Regions from separate parts of the Homo sapiens genome. Here region 2 is linked to region 1. The links are chromatin loops, found by intact Hi-C in ENCODE. Cell type or tissue: psoas muscle. All regions are shown on one strand. Each heading gives the region's core, and the rest is flanking DNA. Links, peaks and the distances in the headings are about the cores only. Region 1 overlaps STIMATE-MUSTN1 (STIMATE-MUSTN1 readthrough). Region 2 overlaps STIMATE-MUSTN1 (STIMATE-MUSTN1 readthrough).

The links. Hi-C counts contacts between places; a loop is a spot of excess contacts. Peaks named below come from ENCODE experiments on the same cell type or tissue, not always from the same donor. Only the 100,000 strongest peaks of a DNase experiment are listed, where the experiment ranks them.
Region 2: it touches region 1 in a loop (5-fold over the local background); 27 of 110 quality-filtered maps call a loop at or near these places.

The regions. Positions count from the first base shown.
Region 1 is chr3:52,842,818-52,845,729 of GRCh38, forward strand. It overlaps STIMATE-MUSTN1 (STIMATE-MUSTN1 readthrough), which reads right to left. Exons shown (of 10, transcript NM_001198974.3): 5 at 2,012-2,124; 6 at 904-981; 7 at 1-143. STIMATE (STIM activating enhancer) reads right to left here. Exons shown (of 8, transcript NM_198563.5): 5 at 2,012-2,124; 6 at 904-981; 7 at 1-143. Among named protein-coding and RNA genes, the nearest start is that of MIR8064, 2.3 kb to the right of the region's middle. RefSeq lists an enhancer at 1,668-2,168. In psoas muscle, for the core only: no CTCF peak of the experiment used is centred there; DNase peaks (open chromatin) are centred at 454, 1,634 and 2,484; H3K4me3 peaks cover 505 bases; H3K27ac peaks cover 2,500 bases.
Region 2 is chr3:52,891,087-52,893,998 of GRCh38, forward strand. The region is part of intron 1 of STIMATE-MUSTN1 (STIMATE-MUSTN1 readthrough); the gene reads right to left. All of the region lies in intron 1 of STIMATE (STIM activating enhancer), which reads right to left. Among named protein-coding and RNA genes, the nearest start is that of STIMATE, 5.0 kb to the right of the region's middle. In psoas muscle, for the core only: a CTCF peak has its summit at 1,538; no DNase peak of the experiment used is centred there; H3K4me3 peaks cover 1,816 bases; H3K27ac peaks cover 2,500 bases.

The DNA of each region.
Region 1 (2,912 bases), core at 130-2,629:
TCAGACTCCTCGTGGGATGCGGCCCTCCGGTAGCGGACCTTGCTCCCATTCCTCGAGTCCTGGTTGGCTCCCCTTTCTTCTAGCTTAGCTTTCGTCTTCCCCTTTCTCATGAGGAAATTGTCCACTACCCAAAACATCAAAGCCTGTGGGAAGGAAAAGTGCAGGTTACTTTGGGATAAACCATTTTTCAAAGCAAAGCCGAACAGCCCCCATCCGCCCACTCCCATTCCAGGTTATAAGATCCAGAGCTATGGAAAGAAAAACCCAATCCAATCACCCTGCTCTCTCCCAAAGCTTAGAAAGAGATTCCCAGTCTCCACATCCTCGGGTTCAGTTTTCTGATCAGAGTGTGCAAGGAACGTGCCCTGACGGGTTTTTGTTGTGGTAACTAGGGGGAACAGCCTGTTTGGGGCCTGGAAGCAAGGTCTCTGGACACGCGTTCCAGGCCCCTCCCCACAGACTCCATGTGGGTGGCCGGCACACCCTGCTGTCATCTGTTTGTCCCAGCTTCCCTCACCACTTCTGTTTCTTAACTTCGAGCCATTGTGCTCGGGAGTTTCTCAAGATCCGTGGTCAGGAATGAACGATGGGTACGTTTGGAACAATCCTGAACTAGAGGCTGGCGCTACACATGGGTGGGGCTTCTTGGTGGGAGGCCCCTCGGCAGGGAGGACAAGACAAAGCTCCCAGGCCCCTCCATCCTGGACGGGAGCCCTGGTATGGGGCCCTGCCTTTTGAGGGGGTAATCCTGCCATTTCCAGGTCTGGGGGTGGGAGAGGTGGCAAATGGTCACGCAAAAAGACCTGAGGGCTACAGGTGAGCTTTCTGTCAGACTCAGAACTTTGGACAGGAACCCTGCCAGACAGGGAGCAAATCGGGATAAAAATGCAACATGGCACTGACGTTGACAAAGAAGGGGACGATCAGCATGACGATGGCCAGCTTCAAGTCTGGGTTTTCAATGGGATTCAACAGGGCCACCTGTAAAGAGAAGCAGACTCAGTGAGGTAGGGAGAGGCCACCGAGAGTGTGCCTGGGGTGGGTGGGTGGTACCCATAGGCCCTGAGGGAGCCTTAGCTTAAGACGCTTCCTCCAAAGCCCAATGGGAGCAGCACCTCATGCCTAGGGTTCCCAGATGAGACTGTCCACAAGGAACCCTTGGAGACCACATTAAGCATCTGGTGCTTTGGCAGCTTTCCCCTCAGTGTGGACTTGCAAAGTGCAGTGGGCTTACAGCCACCAAGCCAGGGCAAGGCAAGCAGTGCCCACCGGGAGAGTGGAGTGTGGGCTTCAGGGGGCTGGAGGGGTGAACACAGTGGATGCTCATTATAGACACCAGCAATGAGGCCCCAGACCACTTTCTAACAGAAATCCCACACCTCAACCACCCCTAAAAGACAACAGCACTGAAAAGCCTTGGCTTATTTTCTTAAATAAAATCCAAACACAAATAAAACCCAAAGGAGGCCAAGCTGAGCCACTTGTTCTCAAAGCTTCTGGCTGGTCTCATGTGGGCATTCGGGGATGAGGAGTGGGGGTTTATCTACACAGAACTGGGGTCAGAGGGCGGAAGCCACGGTTGGGGAGCCCGTGGGCTGGCCAGGGCATCGGCACACTGAAGGTCACAGACTGTGGAAGCTGCCCGTGGCACCACATGGCTCAGTTAAACTACCAGCCAAGAGAGGTGTGTGACAGGATGTTTGCCGATGTAGAAACATGTATTGTCGCAAGGCCTAAAAACCACCATCAGATGGTAGCAAGCCGAGGGCAGGGACTGTATTTCATTAGTTTTATACATCCCAAGGCTTCATCTAGAACAGACATTTAAAGTGGATGGATGCTAAGAATTGACAAGCTCTTTGGAGTAGTTGCCACATCAGACCAAATGCAGGACACATTCATAGAGTTAAAACAAGTTTGGTTTTCCTAGAGTTGGCGTATGTGGGTGATGGGGAGGAAGTGCTGCTTGCTCAGCGTGGCAAGGAGCTGCTCATGCAGGGACGAAGCAAACCTTTTTCCACTGAAGTATTAGGAGGACGATGAAGACGACAGACTTTTCAAAAATCATGATCACGATGTAAAGAGCGCACTGCCCGACCCAGGCTCCACACTGCAGAGGGTCTCCTGCAGGGACAGGCGGGTGCTTAGTCACATGGGGCCCAGGCATCTGAGTGAGATGATGTCCCCACCCCACTCCCCCACACGCACCCCAGAACACTGGCTCTAAAGCTCTAAAGGTACTTAATGAGCCCCCCCAAAAGTCCAAAGGATTACCTCATCCTTAACAGACAAATGCAGTATTTTAAATAAAATCAGAGAATTCCTTATTTGAAGATACTAAAATGGCCTTTCTTTTAAGAGATTCTAAGATAGGATTAAAAAGCACTAAAGTTAGGAAGTGCTCATTGCTGGAGCTCAGAAAAGCTGTTCTTTCTGCCGGCTGGCAGCAGAAGCTGTATGAAGCAAGACTGCTATTCTTATCCGTTGTTGATTTTTCCAGTGACAGCGGGGCTGCCCCTCCCTTCTCTGTCCATGAGTGGACTGATGTTTGTGGATGATGAAGCAGGACCCAGTCGCTTTGTTTGTCTCCCACCTCCCCACCTCCCATCCCTTACCCAACTCCCCGGGCCATCCCTGATACCTCAGCCTCTTGAGAGCAGAAACGTGACTCTGGAGGAATTTGGACTCTACCTGTCCAGCATGGGTCACCCCAAACACCTTGGCCAGGGACAAGGAAGTGAAGAGAGAAGTCCTTGGGGCAAGGAGGTGGGAGGGATGGGCCGGGGCCCAGGGCTGTGACAAAGGTCCATCTGGGACCCCTTCAGTCACCATGCTTGAGAAACCGAGGGACCTAGTAGTACAAGCTGGAGGATGTGCAGGCCTTGGAATGCCTCCAGGACATTTTGAACGGA
Region 2 (2,912 bases), core at 112-2,611, 48 kb after region 1:
TAAATAAAAATAATTATCAAGAAAGAAAATCAGAATTGTTCAGATAGAAAAAAAATGAGGTGAAGTAGCCACAGATACGGAGTAATCAGAAAGTGAACCTGTGTGGAAAGAGGGGTGGAAAAAGCCGGCAGGCACAGAGGAAGTGGCTCAGGGTGTCTGGGGTCCCAGGGACCCGGCTTACATTTCAGTTCTGCACTTACTAACCAGGAGCCCTTGTACAAGGCACTTCACCTGCTCACCGACCGCTTCTGTACAGGGTTCCTGTGAGGGGGGTTGGCATGCTGGGAACTCAGTGAAGAGTAGGCTGCAGAAAAGAGGCCGGCTCCAGGGGCCAGCGCCACCACCTACTACCATGGGCCCTGGGCAAAGAAAAGCCAGCGACTTGAAGCAGGTTCATCACCTGGAAGTGGGGCAGCCCCAGGCACCCACTGCCCTCTCTCTCAGAGCCCACATGAGGGCCCTGCCGGTAAAAACACAAGAAAGATTAGGTCAAGGAAGATTATTTTGGCCACGAAAGCCACCTTGTTTTGGCGCATGCTAATCTGGATTCACACTCACTGTGCTGGCTGGGCTAAAGGTGCTTTTCTTTCTTTCTTTTTTTTTTCACTGCCATGCACTCTGTGAAGAGGGCTAAAGGTAAAGACATTGTACAAACAAGAAAGAAAGGGGAATGTTTAACCTAATTCAGAAAATAAGTTACTTAAGCACTTGTGAAACATTTTTCAGCCCAACTCATGAATACAATGTAATAACAAGGATGAAGACACACCCCCAAGGAGGGCCTAACATGTGCCTGACACCAACCCAGCTTCCTCAAACACATTCTTTCTCATCTCCATAGCCCCAGAAAAGACAGATTATTACCACATGTTACTGGGGAGAAAACTGAAGCTTTGAGAAATGCAGAAGTTGCTCAGGGGCACCACATGGCAGAGCGAAGCAGACATGGATGCTGGGTCAGGCTGGATCCAGAGCCAGGGATCCTGTTATTTTTAACCACTTGTAAAACCCCTTCAACAAATCTTCATGTTTGTGCAAATATACTAACTGCAAAAGACTTTAAACAGATATTAAAGCAGCAGAAGCATGAGAGGCCCCAACAGGGCAACATGTGGCCAACAGAGGTATTCAAAAGTTTAAAAAAAATGCATTTGGTAAGTTATTCTACAACTCAGATTGTCCCCTAATTCAGACAACTTCCTGTTGTCCTGATTTTATTCGAAATTAATGAAGTTACATGATAAATCAAGCAGCAGATTGCCATTATGGATAAATGCTACCAAATAAATAAACATTTAGAAAACCTGAAAACTTTCTAAAAATGAAAGCTCTGAGCCAGCCAGTATGCTAACATTGGCCACAACACCAGCTTGGCATGAAAAAAGGGGCGTTCTTCCTTTGCCCATGCTGGCACTCCAGAAGGAGGAAAGGACAGCGACACTGATTGAGTTTGTGCTGGGTTCCAGACCCAAAGACAGGCGCCTTCACTCGTGAGCTCCAGCTCCAATTCAGCTGTCACTGTATTCTGTTATTTTACCAGGAGGAGGTGATCACTGGGTGAAAGGCTACTGGGAAACAGAGTATTCACATGATCTCAAAGTATTATCACTGCAGAGATCCCTTATTAATTGCCCAGGGGAAGATGTACCTTTACGAGGGAGAGACTGAGAGGTCTTCCATCCACCATCACCAAGTCATCAACCTTATTAACACTAATAGTGGGGCAGCGTGATGTCACATGCCTCCTGGTGGAATGTACATGAAACATACAGCGCCGCTTATGGCGTGTTCTTGCCATAAAACTGGGTATCTGAATCTAATAACTGCTCCAGACCAAACTCAGGAAAACAGGGGCCAGTGAAACAATTCAAACACCACAAGGAAACACCCAGACAACTCCAGAATGTGGGGCACTCCACACAACAAGCAGCCAGAACTCTTCAAAAAGCCAGAAACATTGAAAAAAAAAAAAAAGTGTGCATGTATGTGTAGGAGGAGGTTCTTCTAGAAACGAAAGTGACTGAAAACGTAACCAGACACAACGTGTGGACCTTGATTGGATCTTAGCTTTTAAAAACTCCAGCTATAAAAGACTTGTGACATTTGGGGAAATGTGACTATGGACTGGATATGAGATGATATCATGGAGTTATTATTAATTCTCTTAAGTATGATGATGAAATTGTGGTTATGTGGGAGATTGTCCTTATTTTGGGGAGACTTAGCTGAAGTATTTAGCAGTAAAGTGTGATGCTGGTCACAATTTACCTTCAAATGGCTCAGCCAAAAAAAAAAAAGCATAAAGAGGTAAAGCAAATGTGACAAAATGTGAACAACTGCTAAATCTAGGTAGAGGGCAGACAGATGTTCAGTGTATTATTTTTCATGTTTTCTACGTTTGACATTTTTAGAGATAAAAACCAGGATGGGGTGGGGAGAGGTGATCGTAGGGAAGGTTGTGCCAACACAAGCCTGTTCACACAGAGCACACAGGGAGGCCGGTTTACCACGGAGAAAACCCCAGAAACTCTCATTTAAGATATCAAAGCTGAGTGGACTGGTTTGTGATTTTTACTTTGGATTGCAGGAAAAAAGTTATCACTTCTCAATGTTAGCAGTGTTTTTGTAAAACATGGACACATTTCTCCCAGCTGGCTAGGCCCCATGTCTATAACAAAAATAGGCAGGCAGATTTATCCAAGCTCTCAAAATGCTTGTTTTATTAAAAACCAATTCTGTCTACACTTCAGCCCAGAACCCTGACTGTGCACGGTGAGGGAGGCTTGAGTTTGCTTTGCATTCACATGTCCTGAGAGCAAACACCCCCAAATGCCAACACACACACTGGCCAACACGACCTTTGGCTGACAGCTGGTTGGCTACCCTGCACTGGAACAGTTTGCTGAGCTCTA